Regions from separate parts of the Mus musculus genome. Here regions 2, 3, 4 and 5 are each linked to region 1. A link is a loop called in an ENCODE intact Hi-C map of the cell type or tissue named here. Cell type or tissue: left cerebral cortex. All regions are shown on one strand.

What was found. A loop is a pair of places that touch in the nucleus more often than their neighbours do. Peaks named below come from ENCODE experiments on the same cell type or tissue, not always from the same donor. Only the 100,000 strongest peaks of a DNase experiment are listed, where the experiment ranks them.
Region 2: a loop joins it to region 1, with 5 times the contacts of the local background. A loop is called at or near these places in 2 of 42 quality-filtered maps.
Region 3: a loop joins it to region 1, with 2.6 times the contacts of the local background. A loop is called at or near these places in 3 of 42 quality-filtered maps.
Region 4: it touches region 1 in a loop (9-fold over the local background); 5 of 42 quality-filtered maps call a loop at or near these places.
Region 5: it touches region 1 in a loop (5-fold over the local background); 5 of 42 quality-filtered maps call a loop at or near these places.

Annotation. Positions count from the first base shown.
Region 1 is chr9:72,271,932-72,276,931 of GRCm38, forward strand. Zfp280d (zinc finger protein 280D) reads left to right here and starts at 2,957. Exons shown (of 22, transcript NM_146224.5): 1 at 2,957-3,098. In left cerebral cortex, a CTCF peak has its summit at 2,266 (motif pointing right); DNase peaks (open chromatin) are centred at 2,967, 3,575 and 4,086; H3K4me3 peaks cover 2,210 bases; H3K27ac peaks cover 1,689 bases.
Region 2 is chr9:72,528,441-72,533,440 of GRCm38, forward strand. Rfx7 (regulatory factor X, 7) reads left to right here and starts at 3,800. Exons shown (of 9, transcript NM_001033536.1): 1 at 3,800-4,540. The coding sequence starts at 4,380. It overlaps 4930509E16Rik (RIKEN cDNA 4930509E16 gene), which reads right to left and starts at 3,418. Exons shown (of 3, transcript NR_045735.1): 1 at 3,370-3,418. In left cerebral cortex, CTCF peaks have their summits at 1,991 and 3,384; DNase peaks (open chromatin) are centred at 1,985, 2,614, 3,225, 3,741 and 3 more places; H3K4me3 peaks cover 2,307 bases; H3K27ac peaks cover 2,129 bases.
Region 3 is chr9:72,191,380-72,196,379 of GRCm38, forward strand. No RefSeq gene overlaps it. Among named protein-coding and RNA genes, the nearest start is that of Gm27188, 59 kb to the right of the region's middle. In left cerebral cortex, a CTCF peak has its summit at 897 (motif pointing left); DNase peaks (open chromatin) are centred at 956, 1,374, 2,484 and 2,744; H3K27ac peaks cover 1,178 bases.
Region 4 is chr9:72,130,549-72,135,548 of GRCm38, forward strand. No RefSeq gene overlaps it. Among named protein-coding and RNA genes, the nearest start is that of Tcf12, 21 kb to the left of the region's middle. In left cerebral cortex, no CTCF peak of the experiment used is centred here; DNase peaks (open chromatin) are centred at 417, 2,230 and 2,693; H3K4me3 peaks cover 1,536 bases; H3K27ac peaks cover 1,607 bases.
Region 5 is chr9:72,108,009-72,113,008 of GRCm38, forward strand. Tcf12 (transcription factor 12) reads right to left here and starts at 3,811. Exons shown (of 21, transcript NM_011544.3): 1 at 3,568-3,811; 2 at 2,730-2,826; 3 at 1,668-1,740. The coding sequence starts at 2,804. In left cerebral cortex, no CTCF peak of the experiment used is centred here; DNase peaks (open chromatin) are centred at 2,786, 3,211 and 3,868; H3K4me3 peaks cover 3,155 bases; H3K27ac peaks cover 1,837 bases.

The DNA of each region.
Region 1 (5,000 bases):
CACTTGAAAAATTAGGCTACTATTGTCATTGATCTTTGGAGAGCTCTCAGTGTAGGAAAGTTTCTGTTCTGATCAGGCCATACCTTGCCCAGATCAGCTCCATCTTGACTACAAATGCAGAAGCAGAAGGATCACATATTTTATCTGTACACAGAGACACTGTGGTGACGAAGACTGATGTTTTTCATTTATTTTATTATTTATTTTTACCTTTGGTTTTTTCGAGACAGGGTTTCTCTGTGAAGTCCTGGCTGTCCTGGAACTCACAATGTACACTAGGTTCGCCTCAGACTTGGAGATCCACCTGCCTCTGCCTCTGCCTCCTGAGTGAGTGCTGGGATTAAAGGTGTGCACCACTGCTACCCCACTGAGGCAGAAGGGTTTATATGTGTCCTCGCTTTCTTAGAGATTCCATTCCTTTACTTGCCTTGAAAGACCCACAACATGAGGACTCCCCCACATTCTGACTCAGGAGAGGCGACACCCCAAATCACTCACGAGAAACGGTCTCGCTGCAAACTGCAAGAGGACTTTTATTCAAGAGCGCTTTTGGGCCCACAGTCATATACCACACAGGGGTAGAGGACCCCTGGCACCCCGAGTAGTTGGGTAAGGGGGTATTTAAAGGAAGAAACCACAACTCAAGGAGGTGGGGAGGGCGTTGTTGGAAAATACCAAAAATACCAGTTAAGAGTCATGAGGTGGTGGAAAGTCAAGACAGTTTTCTAGGAGCCTCTAACAATAGCACCTTTGCACAGCGGGTTCCAGCAAGAGTCAAGGCAACTTTCTTTGAATGAACGCTTCCTGAACCCAGGAAGTGGGTGGGTGGAGGAATGTTGCTATCTGTTTTATGATTAGCATGCCTTGGAGCATTGAGTCACAAAGGTCACATTCTTAAGCCTGGGCCTAAAGGCCTAGAATTTTGTTTTTAGGTTATACTTTTTCAGCCTTATAGCCTACTTGTTGCGTGTAATTTTAAAAACCTGTTACCAACCTTGCCTGGTGTCACAGCCTGCACTCCAGCCTCTCTGGGTTTAGCTCTGTGATCTGCCACCACCAGTCTCATTCAGCTCTGCCAATGACCAGCTGGTCATTTTTCCCAGGAGCTGCAATTGCTCCCCCAACCCTCTCAGGCTAACTTCCACCAGCAACTGCCCTGGCTGCCCTCTTTCTTCTCCTGTCCACCTTAGCTACATGGATAGAAAACATTAGACAGTTTTATTATTTTAAAGCTAGCCAGATAACTCAACAGCTGGGTAAAGAATTTCCTGCCCCAATTCTATCAGCCAGCTCCCCACAACCTTCTCAGTCCTTGCTGGCAGCAGAGGCTACAATAATTCTAAGTGTCCCAAGATCTACATGACTTCAGCTTCCCTTTCCATCCAAATCCTGGTCCAAATTCCTCTCTCCCTGTGTCCCTTCTCTTCTGGGACCTGCAAGTCCCACCATTTTTCTTTCGTCCAGCAATTGGCTTCCCCCCTTTTTATTGACACAATCAAGAACCAAGTAGGGATACAACACCTCCCTCTTTACCTACTCCTTTAGAATTCCAGGGTATCTTGAAGACCCACTGAAACATCCAACCTGAATTGAGCAATTACTGAATTCTTGGACTTTTTGTCCATAGCCAGCCATTGTTGCTTATAAGTCATTCTAATAACCCCCCTTTCTATGCACATGGATTCATTCTCTAAGTTCAGTTAGAAAACTAATAATATAGGTACCTAACACTGAGATGGTGACTGAATTGCTAACCTCTCACCTGACCACCTGGTGTCTCTTTCAAGGAAGTGATAGGCAGACAAATCCTAAATTCACAATACTGGGCTTAGCCCACCTGCAGTGTCCTCCTTCTGTCTTTCTAATGGATCTTGCTCCTCTCTGGCTTCTAGCCCCCTGTGGTCCTGTTCTGCAGCCCTAGCTCCACTGGCCTCCTATTGGGTTCCCAGATCCCTTCCCTTAGTATCTGCAACTCACTTTATATATGTATCAGCTTTCTGCTTTTGTCCTCTGAAATCTGCTGGTCTCTTTAAACCTTTTGTACCCATTCTCTAAGTATGAAATGTATTGAGCTAGTAATTAAGACTGGAATAAAAGAAGCTTTGATCGCCGAGAGCCTGGTATCTATAGACACTGAGGCTATTTGATAGAAGGTAGCTCATAGTATTTGAGTTTATGTGTATCTGTGTTTTTTTGTCTGTATATATGCCTGTGTGCCACTTTAGTGTCTGGTGCCTACCGAGGCCAGAAGAGGGCATCAGATCCCCTGAACTGTAGTTGTGTGCCACCATGGGGTGCTGCGAACCAAATTAGGGCACTCTAGAAAAGCAACATGGGCTCTTACTCATTTTACATCTCTCCAGCCCTCGTTTTATTGCCTCTTTCTTTCTTCCTTCCTTCCTTTCTTTTTTTTTTTTTTAACAAAATCTGACATCGTTCAAACACACAAATGTCCATCTACATTTCGGACATAACATGGTGTCTGTTTCCTTACAGATCCGACTTACGATGAAGTATTCTTATAAATACATCGGCCATTTTTTTCCACCTCCAATTACGGATTACTATTCATACAATAGGAGTGAAAAAGATACCCAAACAAAAACGTACTTTCCAAAAACAACGTGGTACTATCCTGGAAACTCATCTCCTTTTCCTCTCACACCCTTCCCCATGCCCTTTAACCCTCGCACACGGAGAAGGATGGAACTCACTGCTGAGTGCCTACAAATTCTAGGCCTGAGGCGGCCATGAGCGCCACGGCCTAGCTCAGCCCGGTCCCCGCGTGTCCTCGCCGGCTGCTAGGGCCCGGCCGGCCCGGGCCTTCGAGGTCCGCAGCACGGCGCATATGGCCGCGCTCGCCTCCCGCGTTGGCGGGAAGACTGGGAGCGCGGACGCGCGAGGCCAACCCGGAGCCTACCCATGAGGCACTGCGCCCTGGCTCGCGACAGCCCCCTCCCCCCTCACGGCGCCCAGCAGCCCCGCTCCGCGATGGGAGCCGGAGCGGCCTCGGCGTACACAGCCCGCGCTCCTCCCTCGCCTCCTCCTCTTTCTCCTCCTCCTCAGGGCTCCAGTCAGGCCGAGCCGCTCCGCTCACGGTAAGCGTCCCCCGCCCCGCGCGGCCGCCCGCCCGCCCGCCCGCGAAGGCCCTCCCGCGCGGCCGCGCCGCCGCACTCCGGGGGCGCAGGGTGGGGGTCTCGGGCCGCGGCGCGTCGGCGAGAGCGCCCGGGCCGGGCAGGGCAGGGGCCGGCTGCGCATGGGGCCGGGCCCGCCATCTTGCCGGGCCTGGCGCGGGAGGGTTCCCGGCGCGACGAGGCGAGGCGGCCGGCGGCGCGGCGGCCCACAGTACAGGGCCGCCCAGCCGTCGCCTCGCCTCGTCGCCTCGCCACCGCGCAGATCCTCCCATCGCTTTCTCAGCCCGGCTGTGCTCTCGGGGGACGACTCCCCTCGGTCCTTTGTACCTTGTCCGCGGGTGTGTGTGTGTGTGTGTGTGTGTGTGTGTGTGTGTGTGGCGGAGACCCGAGCTCACAACCCAACCCACTCGACTCTTCACGCAAGAGCAGAACCCCACTGGCGTTCGCCATAACAGCCACAGAGGCCTTACCTTGTGCTAGACGACCGCTCCTATCTAGCCACCTTTCTTGTCAAAGGAATGTCCCCACTCTGCCATAGCCCCGCTATTGTCTACCAGAGGAGGGCTTTGAGGAGAACCGAGCCTGACAGATTTTCCAGCTGTGCGTTGCAGGTTTCACTTAATAAACCACAAACGAGTGGTCGCGCTGAGGTTTTAGCCTGCGCAAGAAGATGGTGTTTTCACGACCAACCTGCATTTGTAACCCGTTAGGAAAGAAATATGCTAGGAAAAAAATGGACGTTAACCTGCTGCGAGCATGGAGACTTTTGGCTTCACGAAGAAAAAAAATTTTTTTTTTAAATAGTCCGCCATACTTAAACATTTGGCTTTATTTTCAAGTTTGGACTGAATCATCTAAATACTTGGACGTCTTTTAGTGCCCTTAACCATAAATTCACACGATGGAAGTAAGAGTTTGAAGGTACAAAACCCTTCCCTTGGCATCTGTGTGCTATCTTGTTTTGAGAGATGACTGTACCAACTCAAGTTGTTTGGATGTAACTGATAGGGTGAAGGGACCGGGTTGGAGGACCTTGTGCTTTTTGATGGTCCACCATCTGCACTAAAGCCATCCTTGAGTTTGAGTGGTTGTATCTGTCATTGGTGTCAATGTTTACCTTGGGCTACTTTCGGAGACGTTTTTGTTGGCAGAGCAGTTTTGAAGGTCAGCCTCAGAAATGACGATGAGAACGCTTGGCTACCGGGGCCATTACGGAACCTTAAGTTTTAGGACTCCTCATTCAGCTCACCTCAGTATTTTATGTCCCATTTTCACTGCAGTGAGGTTCCTGAGAATAGGTGAGGAGGCACAGGCCTCCACATTTGAGAAACTCCGTTTGCCATTAGACTCTAATTTCTGGATCATTTGTTATCTTTAGATGTTATTAGTGGTCATGTTCTTTCCAAGCACACTGGGGAGTTGAATATAGCATGTTCAGATGCCTACCACCTAGTGTGAATATTTGTAAACATTTTGTCACATTTGCTTTGTCTCAGTCTGCTGAATATGTGAATGATTGCTAAAGACGTTACAGTTCACCCCTAAGTACTGGATATGTATATCAATAAAGAAAAGATAAAGGCCACTTTCTCTATACTACCGTAACAGAATACCATGGTCACACCCAAGAAAAATATTTGCTAAAATGCATTTAGTACATAAAGTTAGGGCTAAAAAACTTGAATACATTCAGGCTTAATTATTTTTTTACAATATTTCATAAATCATCTGGAACACTTCATATTATAAAAAGTGGGGAGACAGTATATGATTAGTAATTCTAGCTTTAGTCTCAGTTAAAATGTTGACTATTGAAACTGTTCCTTTTGCAATTAGCATGTAGTCTGGCATAGTTTTAGTGCTTAG
Region 2 (5,000 bases), 260 kb after region 1:
CCTCAAACTCACAGAGATCCACCTGCCTCTGCCTCTCAAGTGCTGGGGTTCAAGCTTTGTATCACCACCACCACCTGGCTCAGCCAGCTTTCTTATAAAATTGAGGATCATCAGCCCAGGGGTGTCACCACCCACAATGGGCTGGACCCGCTCCAATAAAGCACTAATTAAGAGAATGCAGCACAGGCTGGCCTACAGCCCAGTCTTCTAGAGGCATTTTCTCAGTTGAGATTCCCTCTTCTCAGATGACTATAGTTGATTCAAGTCAACATAAAGCTAGGCAGCACACCCAGGTTCTGTCTCCTATTCTTTTCAAGGATACCCAACTCAAAGGCCAGCCAAGAGGCCTTCTCTAGATCTAACTTTCACAGACCGATCTCTCTAATCTATCTCTACCATTAATAGACATTGTGGTGATTTAAACAAGACTATCCCCCTATAGGCTATAGTGTTTGAGGATTTAATCCTTAGTTGGTGAAACTGTTTGGGAAGTATTAGAACCTGTGACTTTGTTGGAAGAGGAGTGCCACACAGTGTGCCTCTCTGCCCTGTACTACAATTTGAGATATGAGTTCTCACCCATTCCTACTGCCATGCCTTCTCTCTGCCATCATGAACTCTAACCCTCTGAAATTATAAGCCCAATTAAATGTTTATTTTATGTTACCTTGGTCATAGTGTCTCATCATAGCAACAGAAAAGAAACAAAGATGAATACATTTTGGAATTCGTCTCAAATACTTCAATGTTAATCTTGCTCTACTTCACAAAATATAAACTACTTTGAGTTGGGTCTATGCCTTATTTATATTTTCTGCACCCAGTAATATTATGTGGTATTAATTTTCCTCATACTTTGTAAATTATGTGAGTTTTATCTCACTAATCCCTAGAGATAAATGTATAATGTATCATAATTCATACATACATGCATATATACATATATTATATGTAGTGTAAATATCTGGAAAGCTTTATAAGGGAAATGAAGTTTTCATACATAAGATTAATAGAAAGGGGGCTGGAGAGATGACTTAGTGGTTGAGAGCAGTGTCTGTTCTTCCAGAGGACCTGGGTTCAATTCCCAGAACCCACATGGAAGCTTACAACTGTCTGTAACTCCAGTTCCAGGGCACCTGACACCCTCACACAGACATACATGCAGGCAAAACACCCCAATGCACATAAAATAAAATAAGTAAAACTTTAAAAGAAAATACTAGAAAAAAGTTAATAACTGAATTTAAATGTTATTTACTAAACACCTACGAGCCATGAATTACGTCCCAGGACTGCTACCACACATTACTCTGCTTCAGAGGTATCCACAGCCACTTTGTCAATTCTCTTGTTAGACCACTGCAGTGGGTTACAAATCACTCTCCATGCTGTCTCTGACTGTAAAACCAGAGTTTTCCTTCCCAGCTCAATTGGCATTCCTCAGACTGTTTTTTTCCCCATTGTCATACACACCCTCGAGGGGAAGTTTACACTTTCCGTGACTGGGATCTGCTCATAACCAATGCTATCTTAAAAATTCATATTCACTAAAATGTTTTCTATTCACTCCCATGGGGGTGAACTGAAACTGAGAAAATGAGCCACCATGATTCTAAGTTGGCCTTTACTCTCTGGGTTTGCCCTGAATCCCTACCCAAGGTTTAAGGTAACTTTACCACTTTTTTTTTTTTCAAGTTTCTTTAAAGCATAGTTTATTTAAATTCAGTCTCCTATGAAAACTGTAACAAAGCCCAAATTTACCTCTCAGATGTTAAGTGTGAGCAATGATCTTTCTTTTCCTGAAAGGGTGTCTCATTCTGGCAAGAGGATGTCTTCAGTCTGTCGCTATATGAAAACCCTCTCATGGCTGGTTGAACCTAATGCTTCCAGATGTCTGCTCCAACTGCCATGCTGCCAGTCCCCAAGGCCCTAAGTCGCCGTAAACGCACTCTGTTCAGAATCGCCGCTAGAGGGCAAATCGGGGCTGTAACTCTGCTGAGCCCTCTAGCGGTGACTGTGGGATGCGTGGCTCTTTATGGAACCTATTAAAAACTGAAAAGTTGCACTCGGGAAGCCAGCCTGTGTGACACCGGTAGTGAAGTTATTTTAAAGACATCTCGGTTCTCAACTTCCTTTTCTTAAGGTCTTTAGCAGGTCCTAGTTACCTTTCTTTGTTGATTCTCCCCCTCCCCCCCCTCCCCGAATGTGGCAATGTGAGGCCATCACTCTTCGGGTTTAAAAAAAAAAAATTAGAAAAAGGGGTCTGGGCCACTTTTCCCATTGTCTTTTTATATCATCTTCCCCGTGAATACAGAATTATAAATATGCATTCTGGAACACAGTCTGGATCCTCAGGAGGAAACTGTATTTTGCAAGGGTGTCCTTGCCTCCACCCATCCAGGTGCAAACATTCAGAGTATGGGCTTCCAGTCTGTATGAACCAGGCCTGAGGCCACATGGACAAAGCAAGAGAGTTTCAGGCCAAGGCAGGGAACAGAGCACTCAAAAGACCACGCAATCCAAGCCAATCAGATTCACCACCCACTAGAAGTCTGAAAGGTGGCAGGGCCTCCTAGCTCAAAGTCCATCCAGGAAAGTGGCCAGAAAATCTGACAGGGCCAAGTCTGATAGAAACACTGTCAGAGAAGTTACGGGCTGGGAGGCTCATTACAGCCACAGGCACTGAGAAAGGTCAGTGCGAGCTGTGCAGCTGTTCCATCTGGTGCCAGAGGCTTTGGCTGCTGTCTTCTACACCCAGGCGCTTAGCCTTCCTGACCAGCCCCACCTAGAAAAGCTAATTCTTCTGCTCTTCTAAGAGGAATGATTTGTTGGAGGCAGGGAGTCTCACTCTCAGCCAGCAAAGCTGTCTATGAATGGGAAGGGGGCGAAATGGTGGGCAGTCTCTGGCTGGGGTGAGTTTAGATGGCTGCGAAGGAAGAGCTCTTGGCTGAAGCTCGCGCCTCCATGTTGTATTACATGTGTTCCTTTTGAGAAACAGGAGGGGCCTTGGCTGCCAGGGACCCTGACAAGCCGCGACTTGAGCTGTGTGTCTCCGAGCCTGGGCTGAATTGGGAGTGTAGAGCAGGGAGGGCACTCCTGGCATAGGGGGTGGGGTGGGGAACAGCATGGGCAAAGGCACCAAGGAAGAATGAATCTGCTGCGCGCTGAGGATGGCATGGAGACTTCACTGATTGGAGCTGGGAGTTCTTGCAGGGGGGATGGAGGCGGCTGTGATTGGACGGCTAAAGTGGGGCCAGATTTGGAGGGCTTTGAATGCCCGACCGAGGAGCACTTCCACCAGCTTGCCACTTGCCATTTTCCGACCAGACCGAGTAGGCTCGCTGCGCTAGCTCGTCGAAAAGCTCTCACCTGCTCCAGCTCAGTCCGGTGGCTGAGAGAGGAAGCAGTCCTGACTAGTAGAGGGGAAACGCTCGCGAGCGTGTAGTGGGGGCGGGAGGGCGTGTAGATTCGTTTCACCTTACACACTAGGAAGCGATCAATTCTCCCTTCCACGCCGCACGGTGGCACAGGTCCACTCCCTGCCGCCGTCACGCGAGCCCGCTCCCCGCCCCCAACACGCCCCCCCAACCCCCTCGGCCGCCGCAGCCACCCGACCGCTCCCTCGGGGCCCCCGCCGCGGCTTCCTGGGCCCGCGGCCCGTAGCCGCTCCGCTCCGCCCCGCGCGCTCCGCGCCCCCCTGCGGCCCCCGCGCCGCGCCCGCACACGCGCGTCCACGCCCCCCGGCCGCGCGGTAGGTGTTGTGCCGTCTGCGCCGGGCCGCAGTGCGGCTGCGCGCGCTGGGCTGCTCCGGGCTGGCAGGGCAGCAGTGGCCGCGGCGGCGGCGGGGCCGGGAGCGAGCGAGGGAGCGAGCGGCGTGGGGGAGCTCGGAGGCGCCAGGCCCCCGGGGGAGGGCGGCCGGGGAGGCAGGCCCCCCGAGAGACCCGTCGGGTTGGATTTTGGGGCCGAGGGGGCGCCCGACCACGGACCTCGTTCTTCAGACGCCCCCCAGCCCCGGCCGCTGACGGGGGGCTGAGGGGCGCCGCCATGCCTCTGCCGCGGTGACGCGCGGGGCCGTAAGGAGAACCGGGAGAGGAACCGTGACGAGAACCGCGAGGAGAACCGGGAGAGGAACCGTGACGAGAGCCGCGAGGAGCCGCGCGGTCTCCCCGGGGATGTCCCTCAGGCGGCCGGAGAAAGCGACTCACTCGAGCCCTGGGGTATAGGCCTAGCTTATCCAGCTTCCTTCCTTCCTCCTCTTCCTCCCCCTCCTCCTCCTCTTCCTCCCCTCCCCCTCCTCCTCCCCTCGTCGTCCTCCCCTCCGCGTCTCTTCCCTCACCCTTCCCCGCGCCCCCATCTTCCCTCCCTCCCCTCCAGCAGCGATGGCAGAGGAACAACAACAGCCGCCACCACAGCAGCTCGATGCCCCTCAGCAGCTTCCCCTCAGCGCCCCCAACCCCGGGGTGGCTCTGCCAGCCCTTGTGCCCGGGCTGCCAGGGACAGAGGCCAACGCTCTGCAACACAAGATCAAGAACTCCATCTGGTAAGAGGATCCTCCATCGCTGGGGTAGAACAGCCTAGGCACATTGCTGCTGCAAAGGGGATGGGGGGCGGCGGCGGCATCCGAAGGGGAGGCTAATGCATTCATTGAAGGTGGGTTTCCAGAGCCGGGTGCATGGCTGTGCCACCTCTGGACGGGGGAAGGTTGCACCCACCCCTGGTCTCCTTAGACACACACACACACACACACACACACACACACACACACACACACACACCATGCTTCCCTCTTCTCAATTGTAAGCAGATAAACAAGTTATTTGTGCATTTTTCCATATACAGTAAGGGAAATATGGGTCAAGATTAAGTCATTGCATGATAGTGGCATGAATTGGAAACTTGTAATGTAAAAAATGTGTTGACTCCTTTTGTAGTCATAGGAGGAGCAAGAAGTGTATTGTGAATTTTGACCAAACAAGACATTGCATTAATATGCAGCACAA
Region 3 (5,000 bases), 81 kb before region 1:
ACCCAGTGGTTTTGAGAGCACAGAGGTACATCAGGGGGCTCCAGATATTATCAGCCAGAACATTCAGATGACCAGGACCATGAATTTCAGAGGTAATTTCCTCATATGTCTAGACAGGGAAAATAACACTGCAGTGACCACCAATTCAGAAAGTAGAAAACCTTGCCCCTGGATCATTGACCAGTGAGGTTCTAGGTAATGCTACCTCACAGCCATGTCCCTTCCCAATGTATTCCAGGCCCCGTACACACAGAAGCTAGCTTGGAAGAGAACGAAGGGATGGAGAGAAAATATAAACTAACAGAATTCACTTAAAGAGGTCATGTGAGTCACTCCATTGAACTAAGTTTAACTGAATTGAATAAACTTCAGGCTTCCTTTCCCAGCTCCCCATAGATGAGCAGTGGTGTTCGGGAAACGTAAAGACTTCTCTGGGTGTCTGACTGAACCCAGGAATGTAGTGACCCCACTACCAGCATGTCAGGCTTCTTGCCAAGCCTAGTATGTCCAGGTTTTGTCTGCATTGGGCTGACTCAGCTGAGGAAGATACCTACTCAACTGAGTCTAGGTACCAGCTACACCAGCATTGTGACAGAACTGGCCACTTGATCCCATAGATGGCTTCTCTTTGTGGATACTCAAAACCCAGCAAGAAAGGACATTTTTAAGCACACCTGGAAGGGACTTTTCTTTTGTCTGGATGAGGAAAAGGTTTTGAGATCAATAGGCAAGGAGTTATTTGGCAGGCTAAGGTCTCATTCCCTCATGCTTAATGAATCATATCCGGAATCAAGTAGGCAAGACACACTTGGACAAAATCCTAATATAGATATGAATCTAGGTCTAGCATCCTATCGGACTCTTGCTTGTACAATCCTCTGTGGGCTACACCACCACCTGCAGGCCAGCCCTAAAAAGTACATGTCCAAGAAAATGGCGGTGTTCCTGGACTAAGTTGCCCAGCCAAAATAGCTGCATTGTGCTTTGTTTATGCTTTGTTCAGTCCTGGGGTCAGGATCCTCATGGCTCATTTCCATATGGCTCAACTCCTAGAGTTTAGTAGACAATTCTTCACACATTTCTTCTCTTTGGCTGGCTCAGTAGAATGGAGGTTTTCTTGGTTCTCAGGTGCAAATGCAGCCTTCTAACCAGCCTTGTGTAATTCCTGCAGTCTTCCGTAATCTATGCGACACAGTCACTGTTTCCAGCCACTGAGATGAGAGCATTTTGTGCCAGACAGACCTGATGATTTTGCCCATGGGTTTCCTTCTCTAGGAAACTGCCTTTTGGAAATATTTAATTCCCTACCCCCTTGAGAGTAAGATCATTTGTCAGGAGGCTGGTGTGGTTAATTAGATGCAGGAATTCAAACCAATCACCTTCCCCCTTCCCCCTTCCCGAAGCACTTTGGATTTAACATTTCCTACGCAATCAGATGCAGCAGAATCCTGAGCGGAGGCTCAGGCACCACTTTTGGCAACCATCTGCTTGGAATTTCTTTTCTTTTTTTTTTTTTTAAAAGATTTATTTATTTATTATATGTAAGTACACTGTAGCTGTCTTCAGACACTCCAGAAGAGGGAGTCAGATCTTGTTACAGATGGTTGTGAGCCACCATGTGGTTGCTGGGATTTGAACTCTGGACCTTAGGAAGAGCAGTCGGGTGCTCTTACCCACTGAGCCATCTCACCAGCCCCTGCTTGGAATTTCAAGGAAGCTATTCCATCCTGTCCTGGTCTCCACCAAGAGGGCTTTGGGCCAGGCAGGATCTCCCATACCTGGGCTTGTATGCCATATAGGTGTAAGCACACAAGCTGAGCTACAGGATAAATAAAGCCAGTCATTGCTGTGGAGGAAACTGGGACAGATAAGTTTAGGGGAGAAAAATCAAACTCTATTTTGAAAATGTTTGATTTGAAATGCTTATTAGTTATCTGATGAAAACATTAAGTAGAAAGATTTGCTAAGTCTACAGCTTGGGGCGAAATGTCAGGACTGGAGAACATAGATCTGGGAGTTATTGACAAAGAGATAGAAGTTAAAGCCATGGGATAAGACCTCCTACAAAGCGAGCATGTATATCTAAAGAACAGGAGTTTACATGCCTCAAAAATTGGGATAAAAGAAAGGAGGCAGCAGACTTCTATGAAACCAATGAGGCATGGCAAAGCTGAACCCAGGAGAGACCACCAAGAGGCCTGTAAGAGCGGGAGCCACCAGAGCAGCTGCAGGGGGTAGATGGAGAAGAGCCCAGATCCTAGGGAGAACATATTTAAGGTGAAATAAAATGGGTGGATAACAAGACAGGTCAGTATAGACAGTAGATGATGGGTGGATAAAAGAGACAGAGATGCTGGATAAGCAATAGGAAGACAGCTGATTAAATGCATGACTTGGAAGGGAACTGTAGAGACGCTGGAGAGAATGAGACTGGGAAAGGCTTTCCATAGTGAGAGGGGATCCAGGACATAAGTGGCAAAGTCCAAGAGGCCTGGGTGGAAAGGGAATTTTAGTAAATGTGATGACGGGAAACATTCCAGTTGTCTTCTGGTCGCTTCTGCTTCAGTTATAAAAGGAGTGATGGCTTTGTTTTTGCCAGTTTCTGTGAGCCTTGGACTGAAACCTTTTCCTAGTTAGAACATCCTTCACTTTATCCTGAAGCTGAGCTAGAAGTCGTCAAGGCTTCTGGATCCCCAGCCGTACTACATCCAGTTCTGGTCCTTCTCTTAGGAAGGTCAACTGGATGGGGAGATGTGGCATGTCCCAACCCTGGCTGAGAGCCCACCCAAGCTGCATACACTGCAGAATACAGCCAGTGGAAGAACCGGCAGGTTAGCGTGTCCACCCACAGGCTGGGGCTGCTGGCACCCATTTTTAAAAAGCCACAAAACCATCTTAGTGCTGTTTAGTTTCTGCCTTGGTGATAATGTCTTACTTGCTTCTCAGTTGGGCTTCCAGTTTGCCCTCACATTTGATCCCCTCTCCCTGCCTCCTTCCCTCCCTCCCTCCCTCCCTCCCTCCTTCCCTCCCTCCCTCCCTCCCTCCCTCCCTCCCTCCCTCCCTCCCTCCCTCTGTATCTCTCTTTTCCCTTCCTGTTCCATCTTTGCACTCCCAACCCCATCTCTTTCTCCTCACAGATCTGACAAGGCTTTGGCACTAACAAGCAATACTCTAGCTCCCCCAAGGATGCTACCCCTTGACCTTTTCAGCTCCAGCCACAGACTGGTTCCAGGCTTCCACTACCATGTCCCTTTCTAGGAAGGCAGGTCCTCATGCAAATGTGAAAACAAAGTAAAAAGATAACTAATGGGGGGGCTGGCGAGATGGCTCAGTGGTTAAGAGCAGTGACTGCTCTTCCAAAGGTCCCAAGTTCAAATCCCAGCAACCACATGGTGGCTCACAACCATCCGTAACGAAATCTGATGCCCTCTTCTGGAGTGTCTGAGGACAGCTACAGTGTACTTACATATAATAAATAAATAAATCTTTTTTTTTTAAAGATAACTAATGTATCCATAAGACCTTATTGATGAATTAAAACCACCGTGATGGCTTTTGGAGCAGACCTCTGACATGGAACCCTCTTCATCTCCTTCAACTCCAGTGGGGACAATATCTTCTCAGGAACAGCACATCTCCTGGGGAATGAGTGAAGATACAGATGATTCGGGCTTAGAGAAGATGAGAATAAGGAGGAGAGTTTCCTCCACAGACGCTTCCCCCTCCCCGCCAACAAGCCCTCAGTGACAATGCACAGTACCTACACTTATCGCTGCTTAAACAACAGATTAGAATATTTCTTTTCCTAGTAAGAATTTTATAGTAAAAAATGAAGACATACATTAATATAAAATGAAAACATATAACTGTACATCCATGTTTTAGTTTAGTAAATATGCTTTCAGTGGGTGGACATTATTGTATTTGAATAAGACAATCTAAGTAAAGATATTTCTAACTAGATGTAAGTCTGAGTGAATGCTTACTTTCCAAATTAATCTTTGAGTAAATGAATGAAGCTATTTCAAAATGTTTATTATGATGCTAGAGAAATGGCTCATCAGTTAAATGTTTTTATTTGCATTTCCTAACAGCTAAGAACACTGACCATTTTTCCAGGTACCTTTTGGCAACCTGCCCAGCTTTTCAGTTATTCATGTACTGATTAGATTATTTGTGGTATTTAAGCTTTGAAGTTCTTTTTGGATTTCATATACTAACGTGTCAGATGTGAATCTGGCACTCACTGGGTAGCTGCCTCGTCTTTACATTGTTTCCTTTGCTTTGTAGAAGCCTTTTAGTTTCACGGGAACCCACTTGTCAACTCTTAGTGTTGCTTTTTTTATGCTATTAGAATCTTTTTCAGAAGGTCCTAGCCCATCCTGTGTCAGGAAGTGTTTTCTCCTGGCATCTACATTAGTTACTTTGACTTCTCTGACCAAATTACCCAACAGCAATGACCCAAGGGAACTTTGGCTCATGGTTTCAGAGGAATCTAGTTCATGACAGAGGGGAGGGAACACCACAGCTCACAGCAGTGGGAACAGGTGGCCCTGTTCCTCCATCCTGGCAAACCGTGGCAAAGAGCTGGGGATTGGGACCAGAAACAGGTACAGCTTCCAAAGACAGTCTTTTCTTTTGCCAGCCAGGCCCCAACTCAAGTTTCCCATAGCTTTGAAATTAGTACCACAAACTGGAGACTGAGTAGTCAAACATGAAACTATGGGGAACATTCTAGATTCAAACCACAACTGGATCCTCTGACTCCCTTTCTCCACTGAGTCTTTACTCTGGCTCATTTGTCTTTAGCTTGTCTTGGGCTTGCCTAGCCCAATTTTAGTAAGCATCCTTCAATGTATTAAGACGTTTGACACCCAAATACCCTTGATATATGATTAACTCTTTAAACCCTTTCCTTTGCTACGAGGCCTGTGTTCAGCAGCAAAGCTAACATATCAATTTAGAAAGAGTGTTCTCAGTCCAGTGTCCCCTTTTGGCCA
Region 4 (5,000 bases), 140 kb before region 1:
CAAAATTACAGTTACAAAGCAGCAACAAAAAAAATGTATGGTTGGGGGTCACCACAACAGGAGGAATCTATAAAGGGTTGCAGCATTAGGAAAGTTGAGAACCACTTAGGTTAGGCAGTCTCGGGTATTTCACTGTAGGATCAGAAGCCAATAAGATTCCTCTTCCTATCTAAGCAAATTTAAGTTATATTTCCATCATTTATAACATCCAAATGAGTTAAATGCTAGGTTACGTAAGGGTAGATGCATAGACACATACAAAGAAGTAAATGAACAGGAAGGTACTTGGTGGGCACATCTAACCTACTGAGGAGACAGGCTGAAGAGTGGGTCAAAGACAGAAAGAACCCCGACTGGAGGACAAGCTTGAAAGTCAGTCACCAGAGTTTAAATTTAATGCAAGAGAAAATATACCCATAAAGCTATCTGGGCATGAAGAGATGTGCTAAAAGTGAGCAATTATTCTGGCAAGTTACATTGGAACAGAGAGAAAAGGGAGTCGGAGAGACCATAAAAAGACGGTTGAACTGATCCTGGCTGGCAATGTTCAAGGTCTTAGGCAAAAAGCATGAAGTGGAGATACACGAAGGAATTTGATATGAGGTACTTCTGGTGATACACTAAAGGTCCTAACAACAGGCCAGGTAAAATAAGGAAGAAGAAATAGTGCGTTGACAATGACAAACATTTTAGTGTGGGTGGCATAGATCGAGCTGGTATTATTGAGAAAGGAGTTATATAAATTTTACAAAGACAGCAAGATTAGTTTTTGACCTGTTGCAATCACGGAGAAGGTAGGATATGTTAGAATGGTGATGAACTAAAGTTGAGGTAAACAACCACAACAGCTAGGCATGGGGGCACACACCTTAATCCCGGTGCTCAGGAGGCAGGAGCAGGGGGGTCTCTGTGAGTTCAAGGCCAGCCTGATATGCAGAGTTTCAGACCAGCCAAGGCAATCCTAGTGTCTGATGGAGAAGGAGAGAGATTGGAAACTCAGAGCATAAAACTCTCCAAAAGTTTCACATTAAAAGCAGGGGTCGGGGTAGGGAGTACTCGTTGCTTTTGCAGAGGACCTAGGTTCAGCTTCCAGGACCTATATAGTGACTCAATCAACTATCTATAACTCGAGTTTGAGGGGCTTCAACACTCTCTTCTGACCTCTGCATGTACATATATACATTGCCTTCAGGCAAAATACTTTTTTTTTTTTTTTTGGTTTTTCGAGACAGGGTTTCTCTGTGTAGCCCTGGCTGTCCTGGAACTCACTCTGTAGACCAGGCTGGCCTAGAACTCAGAAATCTGCCAGCCTCTGCCTCCCAAGTGCTGGAATTAAAGGTGTGCACCACCACTGCCCGGCTCAGGCAAAACACTTATATACATAAAAATTTTCAAAATCTAAAAGCAACCTGAGGCCCTTAATACCATTGATCTCTATGGCCCTGAGCCTCTACCCTCATTTCCAACTGTAGGTGCTCAGAGCAGCGATCATGTCGGCCTCCTCACTACTTGCTAAGTGTTCACTCGACTTTTCCGGGCTTCAGAGCCTTTGGATTTGTCCTTCCTCAATCCGGGAAGTTACCTGTCTAGGTATGTTTTGCTTGTCTAATTTCTTTCATTCAGACCTGCTGTAAGCACACTTCCTCAGAAATCTCTCTCTAAATCAACTCGTCTAAGCTAACACTGCACATGTCTTCTACCTGTAGCCTCCTTTGCCCTGCAGTATTGTTTGTTTCATAGCACTTAACATCACACGACACTCAACGGTGTGTCTGTCTCATCGCCTGTAACAAAGTCCAAGAGCCCAGAGCGTTTGGGCTTATTCACTGTTATGTCCCTGGTAAGCAGAATAGAGCCTGGTACATGAGAAATTCCTCTATAAAAGCCTAGTGAGTTGTGTGAGATGTAGTAAAGGGAATTAAAAGAAAAAGAAAAAGAAAAAAAAAACCCATATACCACAAAAGAGCTGCAAAGTTAGTCATTTACAAGTTCTGGAACTTTCCTACCATTTCAGGAGGGGAGAAGCAGAAAACAATAAACCCTCTTTAAGGCTCCCACTTGTGATCCATCTTCTCAGGGGAAAGGGAACTTTGGGGGAGTCTGTCACCAAAGGAAAGACTTGAGGTACTTTCCTACTGTGTTCCCTGTGACATTCGTGAAGGAGAGGAATTCTCCACTTGCATACTGGATGAAAGAAAGGCTCTTCTTCCACCTCAGCTGCACATCAGAGCTTGGAGGGAAACCCTGGGGGATGCTGACAGACTTCAGCTTTCCCAAACGTTTCTTTGGGCGGGTGTCATCAGCCAGGTGTGCTCCACAGACTAGGTGGAGCCTGGGAAAGGCGTGAGGACGTCGCACTCGGGGGCCCCTGGGGCAAGCGTGCTTGCCCTTCCCCGCGGCCGCCGGCTTTCCGCCGCAGCCTGCCCCGGCCAGGTCGCCGGGGCGCGGGAGAGCCCAGCGGCGTCTGCACCCTTCCCTCCCCCGCCGCGCCCTCCTCCGCCCACGCGCTGCAGCCTCAGCTGCGGCTTTCCGCCGTTCCCGGCAGCGCTGAGCCCGGAATCCAATTACTTTTCCCTGAGGAGCTTCGTACACCCGCCAGGCCCCAGAGGGAGGAGCGGGGGGTCGAGCGGCCGCCCACTTCCCGCCGCCCGAGGCCGAGGCCGGGCTGCTCGGGCGGGGCGAGCGCGGTCTCGGAGGGGCGCGCGGAGCAGCAGCCGTCGGGACTATTTGTCCTTCCGCGTGCGGCCCAGCTGGGCCCCGGCGCGAGGCTCCAGGCGCTGTGGCCCGGGCGCCAGCGTCCCCAAGGATGAGTGGCAGGAGATTAGCCCCGGGGCTTCCCCGCGCGGGCGCGGCTCGAGGCCCGCGCGCACGCGCACTCCGGGGTCCGAGCACGGAGGTCGCCTTGTGTCCAGTGGCCTTTTCCTGGGCGCAGCGCTCCTGGGCCCCAGGATTCAGCTCTGTAAAGTGAAAGTGAAGTGGAGCAAGATGGCCAAGGGTAGGAGGTTTGCACGTGCTCTCCACCACACTTGTACATCCCGAGACTGTACAGGGACGCTACAGGGGTGAATCTATGAAGAGGAAGGAAAAGAGGACTTCCTTCCTGGTTCTTCAGGGGCTGGGTGGAGAACCCATTGATCCCCTTGAGGGTTCTTGCTCACTTGGTTTAAGCTGTAGACAGAAAGCCTAATAGAGCCTATTCTAGCTACAGCCTAGGGCGGAGGTCCTCAACTTCCTCCTGCATACCCTGTCAGATTATGAGTCCACGACTGACAAACACATTTGAAAAAGAAAATGCCTTATTTTCTCCTTTTGATTCTGTTTCTCTTGAGACTGTGGCTGACCCTTAGGCCCTTGATGTTCTTGAATATGATTGACACACGTGATTAGGCTAGTGAGAGAGAAGCAGAGAAATTGCTATCAAAACAATTATATGCAGAGACATCAGAACAAAAGCCCAAGAGCCCCGAGGACTAAAAGACCATCCTGGCTCTGCCATAGATGCCCTCTGGGATGGTGGCCAAGTCAGATCATCTCTTTGTGTCTTGCTTCTTGGCAAGTTAAATAAAACTATCCTGCTACTCTCCCTGTCTCAAGGAGTGTTATAAAAATAAACTAAAAGAACCAACTGAAAATATAGAAGGTTTAGTTTTTAGGGGGTGTGGGAAAATGATACCGTTGAAAGGCACTAAAGGGAAAATTCTATGAGAGAAAGCCACTTGACCATCTGCCTATCGTCTCATCTTCTCCGTTCAATCTAATGTACACATAGAAACTATAGGTAGAGTTATCTAGTAAGTACTGTGTGGTTTTTATAAGAATTATAATAAAGGAGGGAATAAGGGGAGGGGGATTTCAGAGGGAGACCAGGAAGAGGGATAACATTTGAAATGTAAATAAAGAAAATATCTAATAATAAAATATATATATAATCTAGTCAACGCTAATTGTACTCTCAGACCCTCTCCCATGCCTATGTCCTAGCCATTTCCACATGCTCTGACTACAATATTTCTGCTTCAGTGCTACGGAGCACCATTAGGTACAAAACAGTGCTGTGGGTGGGCTCCCCACTTGAGGCTAAGCTGTGACAGAGGTTTTCAGACATGTTTGCCTATGTAACCTATGATAGGCAAGGCTCCAGAAACCTGTGTACTGGCTAAGTGAAGAACCTTCTGGAACAGACGAGGTCCCAGGGAAGAGAAAGCCAACTACCCTGAGCTTGAGCTGAGGTTAAAGACTCTGGGGGAAGGGAGAGGGGCTTTCTGCCTTTTATGTCTGACTGAATCTAGTAGGGTAGGAAAGAAGATAAAGGATATGAGGGAGAGTGAAGTCTCCCTTTCGGGTGTTTTAAACCTAAGCATTCACATTTGTAAAACAAGTTTTAGCTTCTGCATTAGTAGAAAAGATCAGGCTAGCAACAACATGGCCAGCAACAGAAAAAGTCCTGCCTGGAGGGTGCTTTTTGAAAAGTGAGGATTTTATCATCTTCTGAGACATTCCGTGGTAGCCCGGGAACGGATAGGAATAATTCACAGACATTTTCTGGGTCCTCAAAAAACTTCTTTCTGCAGTCCCCTTCTTCAAATGACTTCAAATCCCTCACTGCAAAGTCTTGGCATCAAATTTGAAGCAAATGTGTTTCTCTTCCTCACCGGAGGAAAGCTCGTTCTACAGACTTCTAACAGAACTGGGACCTATTGGGCAGTATTATTTGACCTACCATCCTCAACTGATTATTTGTAAGAAGAACACCACCTGTAATCTAGTTATTATGTGTCAGGTGTGATGGTGCATGCCTTTAATCCCTGCACTCAGAACACACTGAATTTGCGTTCTACAGAGCAAGTTCTGGGCCAGCCAGGGCCACTCAGAGAAACCCTGTCTCAAAACAAAACAATCTACCCACCATGCTGCTCAGAGAAAGCACATGCAAGGGTGTAATTCAAAGAGCATCAAACTTTGCCAGGAAATAAAAAAAAAAACAAAGTGGCCAAGGCAAA
Region 5 (5,000 bases), 160 kb before region 1:
TATAGATTCTTAAGTCCAAACACATCGTAATCCAGAAAAATGAGTGTAACTTGTATGACAAATATTTGTGAGACCCAGCCCTGCAGAGTGCTGGCAATGCCAGTGCCATGCCTGCAGTCCACCAGAAGGTTTCCTATCAGAAGTCATTCTTAATATCTAAAAATAAGTCAATTGCATTCTCTCAGCAAGTTTCTAGTGCTCCTGTCCTGATCAATGCCCAGGTAAATATGTTTTCCACAACTTGATTGGAAGCTAACAGTATAAAATAGCAATCAAGAGTCACAGAACACACCAGGCGCCCGCCTATTATGTCTTACAATAGGTAAATCTAAAAGTTTGTGACAACAAACTCTTAGTAGTTGTAAAATCAAGAAGTCCTCTAAATGCTAAGAGAGGTATGGCATACAGCCACTTCTTTACAAATAATTTTCTACCTCTTTCCTAAAAAGCAGAAATGTTCCAGTGATTACCAGCAAAAGGAGAGATGGTGGAAGAGCTGGACTCTGGCGAGTATTTCCTCAAGAACACTACAACTAGCCTTTAGGTTACATGCAATCAAATTGCTTTTATTTTCCTCTTTGATTTGTTAAATGACATGCTTCAGTGTCATAGTTAAAAATGGAGTTCAGCTAAACTGATGTGTGATTTTCAACAGAAACATTTTTCTAAACATGAAGTAGAAGTAGAATAAAATGTTAAGCCAGTTATAAAATTAAGCTAATTTCCAGGCTTTCTGCTCTCACAGCCCTCTGGAAAGCAGCTATGATTTTGCTAGGGTAAACGAGAAGCACTGCTCTAGTGAGCAGTGACTGAGCGGCTCCTGCCCAGACACACTACAGCCAGTTTTCTCAGGACCATGCTCTCAATGCTCTTCTCCCCATCTCTTGGACACTGAAGAATAAGTTGAAATGAAACAAATTAAACTTCTGTATCCCTGCTCTGGAATACTTACTTTTAAATTGTAAGTTTTTTTTTTTAAAGTGGGACACTATTTAGTAATATGACATAGTTTACCAAAAGCAAGCAAATTTAACATTAATAATATTGCTTAGGAATCTAACTTTAAAAAATATCCTAATATAATTTGATTACAGGACAAAAATTTGGCCCTATGTCATTTAAAATAAGACCTTATTTTAATATAGAATTATCATTTTAAATTAATATCCACAAAATTACTTATTTCCTACAGTGTAAAACCCATTTTTTAAAATAAATACAACTTATTAATTATTGTTTGACTCAATTCTACTTTTTATGCACATAGATTAAACAATACTTTTATCCATTTTAGAGCCTAGGATTTAATAACACTAATGATCTGAAGATATATTAAATGTCTGCATATATAAAAGGAACACCCGTGAACCACAAAGCTTTCTTCAAGCACTTTTCTAAATACAGTCATGACACAATCCATCATGCTCAAGACAATTTTCAATCTTAACATTCACAAAAAGAGCAACTTTAAGTCCATGCTAAAATTCTTTAAAACATCCAAGCAATCTTCAGAACAACTCTCCAAGTTTGAGGCGCTAGTAGTTTATAATTGTAACCGGACAGTGTAAAAAAATGGTGTGGCAGGCACTAAAATGCTTTATAGACTTTTCTACTAAAATATGTCAGTGCTCTGAAATAGAAATTTCTGATTTTCAACATCGTCTTACCTGACCCGCTGAACTGACTACTTCCCAGTGTTGTTGGTCTCGTTTTCCCACTATTAACAGGTGGAGAAAACATCTGCAAAATAACCCAAATGTACCTATTAATCTTAAAATTCTTCTATATTCCTTGCAAAGAAAAGTTCACCAAGTGTCATCAATTAGGTTCCTAATTTTCATAGAGAATTTGAAATAAAAATGGAAGACCCATTCAGACCAAGGCTGGCAATAACAAGTGATATTATTTACTAATATTGCTTGAGAGAACCGGTGACATTTGCTATGAAAACCCAGCCACAGGCAAGATTACAAGATAATTAAGTTTAAACAGTAAATTTTTACCCATGATCTTCACTTTGGCCCTAAGTGATTCTCATTACATTAACATTACTTAATAAGCACTTGCAATCAGAATCATGTCCGATGAAATTACCACATACAGGAAAGATAATAACAGTTCTAATACAGCAGGTATTGGCCCTGCCTTCTAGGAGCAGTTAACGTTGAAATTCAATCCATTAGTAAGAAATAAGGGCAATGGGCTCTATAGCTTCACCTTTTATTTTTAAATCATTTTCCATATTACATATGCAGACGGCATATGTATACTTAAAGCAGTCAGCTCACAAGGCTGGGAATTCTAGCGCTGGGGTTGGCTTTTTTGAAGCTGGCATCTCTCAGGTACCACAGGCTAAATGAAGTCGTGGGGAGGGAAATGCTGAGAAGTCTTCAGGAAAAAAAATATTTTTTTTCTTTCATATAAAGTCTAAAATCTCTAATAATTATCAGAAGGGAGTGACTCAACCAGAGCTCATGATTACATTGTTCTTCTTTTAACTAGTTAAATCAAATGACCCCTCTGGCATTAAAGTTTGAAATCTGCAAGTCTAGACATTACATCAAAGTTCAGGTGTCCAACTTGGGGGAGCTGGACTCCAGCCCTGAGAACTAGCGCTGAAAAGCAGATGGAGTTGCCCGCTGCCATGTCGCTTTCCCCCCTTTTCTCTCTTGCTCCCGATCTCGGGAAACCTCAGCAGAACCCCAAGATGCGGAGGAAAGCTCTCATACCGCACTGAAGTCCAGCAGGTCGCTCAGCTCCTTGTCGGTCCCTATCGCGGCCATGCGCTGCTGCTGGGGATTCATCTTCAGCCACTTCTAGCAGGTCCTAAGGCAGAGAAGACAGGCTGAGCCGCGGACACCCGGACGCTCGACGTGAGAAGGAGAGAGAGGGAGAGAGAGAGAGAGAGAGAGAGAGAGAGAGAGAGAGAGAGAGAGAGAGAGAGAGAGAGAGAGGCAGCGCTCGGGGTGGGGGGCGCCGAGCGACACGCCAGATCCCCACGCATACCCGAAGGACAGTGACGGAAGCCGCTCCGACACGGGAGCCCACGCGTGGCTCCGTGGCTCCCGCAAGTTTCCAAGGTGGCTCGGCTTCGGGGTGCCCCCGGGGAGGAGTACGGAGCGAGCCCGCGCCCAGCGAGGGAGCGAGAAAGCGGCGGCGACCCGGAGACCAAGTGACTCACTCGCTCAGCAACAATAGAGCTGACAAGTTGCGGGGAGCGCGCCGCTCGCAGGCCCGCGTCTGCGGCCCGGACGTCCCCAGCGGGGGTCCCCGGCTTGGTTGAGAGCGCCCCACGCGCGTCCGCGCCCCGCAAACTCCCGCCCGGCCTCCACCTCCCACTTGGGCCGCCCTGCCCCGGACTCGCGGAACAATGAGGCGGGCTCGGCGGCTCCCCGGCCCCGAGCGCCGAGCCCCGAGCGCCGCGCAGGCCGAGCGCCGCTGCCCGGGCCTGGACCCCGCAGCTCGCGCCTCCGCCCCGCCGCGCGCCGCAACTTGGACGCGGCCCCGGGCTCCGCGCCGTACAAAGGGACCTGAGTTCCGCACGTCCCGCCCGCCGCCCGCGGTTACCTGCCGCCCGGGCTCCGCATCCAACCTTCCCGATTAAAGTTCACTTTGGCCGGGAGCGCGGGCTCAGGCTTTCCCCCTCCCCACGCGCCGCCGGCGGCTGCGTTGCCTCGGGCCCCCGCGAGTGCTTGAGTCGGCGCGACTCGGGCGGCTCTCGGGCTTAGCCGCCCGTGGCTCCCCGGGCGGGCTGGCTGTCCCCCCGATAGAACTTGTGGGTCTCCTCAGGCGGACATTTTTTTTTTTTTCCGCTGAGGCGGCCTCAGCACCGAGCTCCGCTCGCCTCCGGATCCCTCCGCGCCTCAAGCGCGTCGGCTTAACCCCTCGCTGCCCGGCGCGCTCCCGCCTCCCGCGCCGAGGAAGTGGGACCGCGGAGGGGGCGGGGAGGCACGGGGCGGGGCGGAGCGGCGGACGGACAAAGCCCACGGCGGGCGGCGGCCGTCTCCTCAAGCTCACTGCGCCCCGAAGTGCCGCGACGGGGACGCAGCTGGGCAGCATCTGGATCTGCCACCCGCAGCCATTCCGGAGCTCAGCCACGCCGGACGCGGGAGGCGAGGCCGGCTGTGGAGCCGCAGCTGTGGTGGGCGGACTCTGTGGGAAAAGCGCAAAGCCCCTCACGCCGCGCTCATCAGCTTGCTCACCTGAGCGTGCCGTCCCACCTGAGCCCCGCGCTGCAACACCAAGTTCTGGGAAAGGATTGCGCCTGGCCTTTGCTGTAACCAGAGAGACAGCCCCAGGAAGTTAAGTCTTGATGAGCAAGTTCCGAACTTGGCCTGAAGAAGCCCCAAAGAAAAAGGGGAAAAATTCGGCCTTGGAAGTTAAGGTTTACTTGAGGGGAAGCTAAGGTGATTGTGTTGAGGTCTGCGAGCACAGAGAAGACCAGCCAGGCCCAAGCAGAAGAAACACTCGAGACAAGCATCCAAAGAAACGAATTGAAGACAGTGGCCAACTCTTGAGTATCCTGACTGTAAGAAGGAGCCGTTGGCCTCAGAAGTTCATATAAAGAAGATAGTTAAATGTGCCATTGCTGTACTTACTGCAACCAGAGCTGTCCAACCAGAGAAGCAAATTAAGGTTTATATGTGGGACCTCCGTATAGACCATTCCAGAACTAATGGTAGCCTACTCACCCCCAAAGCCAGTCCCACTTAGGTACATACATGCTTTGGCAACTTGTGGAGTGTGTCTCCATCCTAAACAAAGTAGCATGATTTCACCTAAAAAATGATAACGATCCCGTTTCCAACTAAGACTAGCGGATGGTTAACCCACATACAAATAGGCAATTTGCTGAAGTCTTTGAGAACATTTTTGCAAATGCTATAAAAAAAAAAAATGAATGTCATCTTCCAAACTCAAGATCTAGCCAGAGTAAATCAAACAGACAAGAAGAAAGTCTTCGCAAGGAGAGATCTGATCTTTGATGATGTTTCCAATAT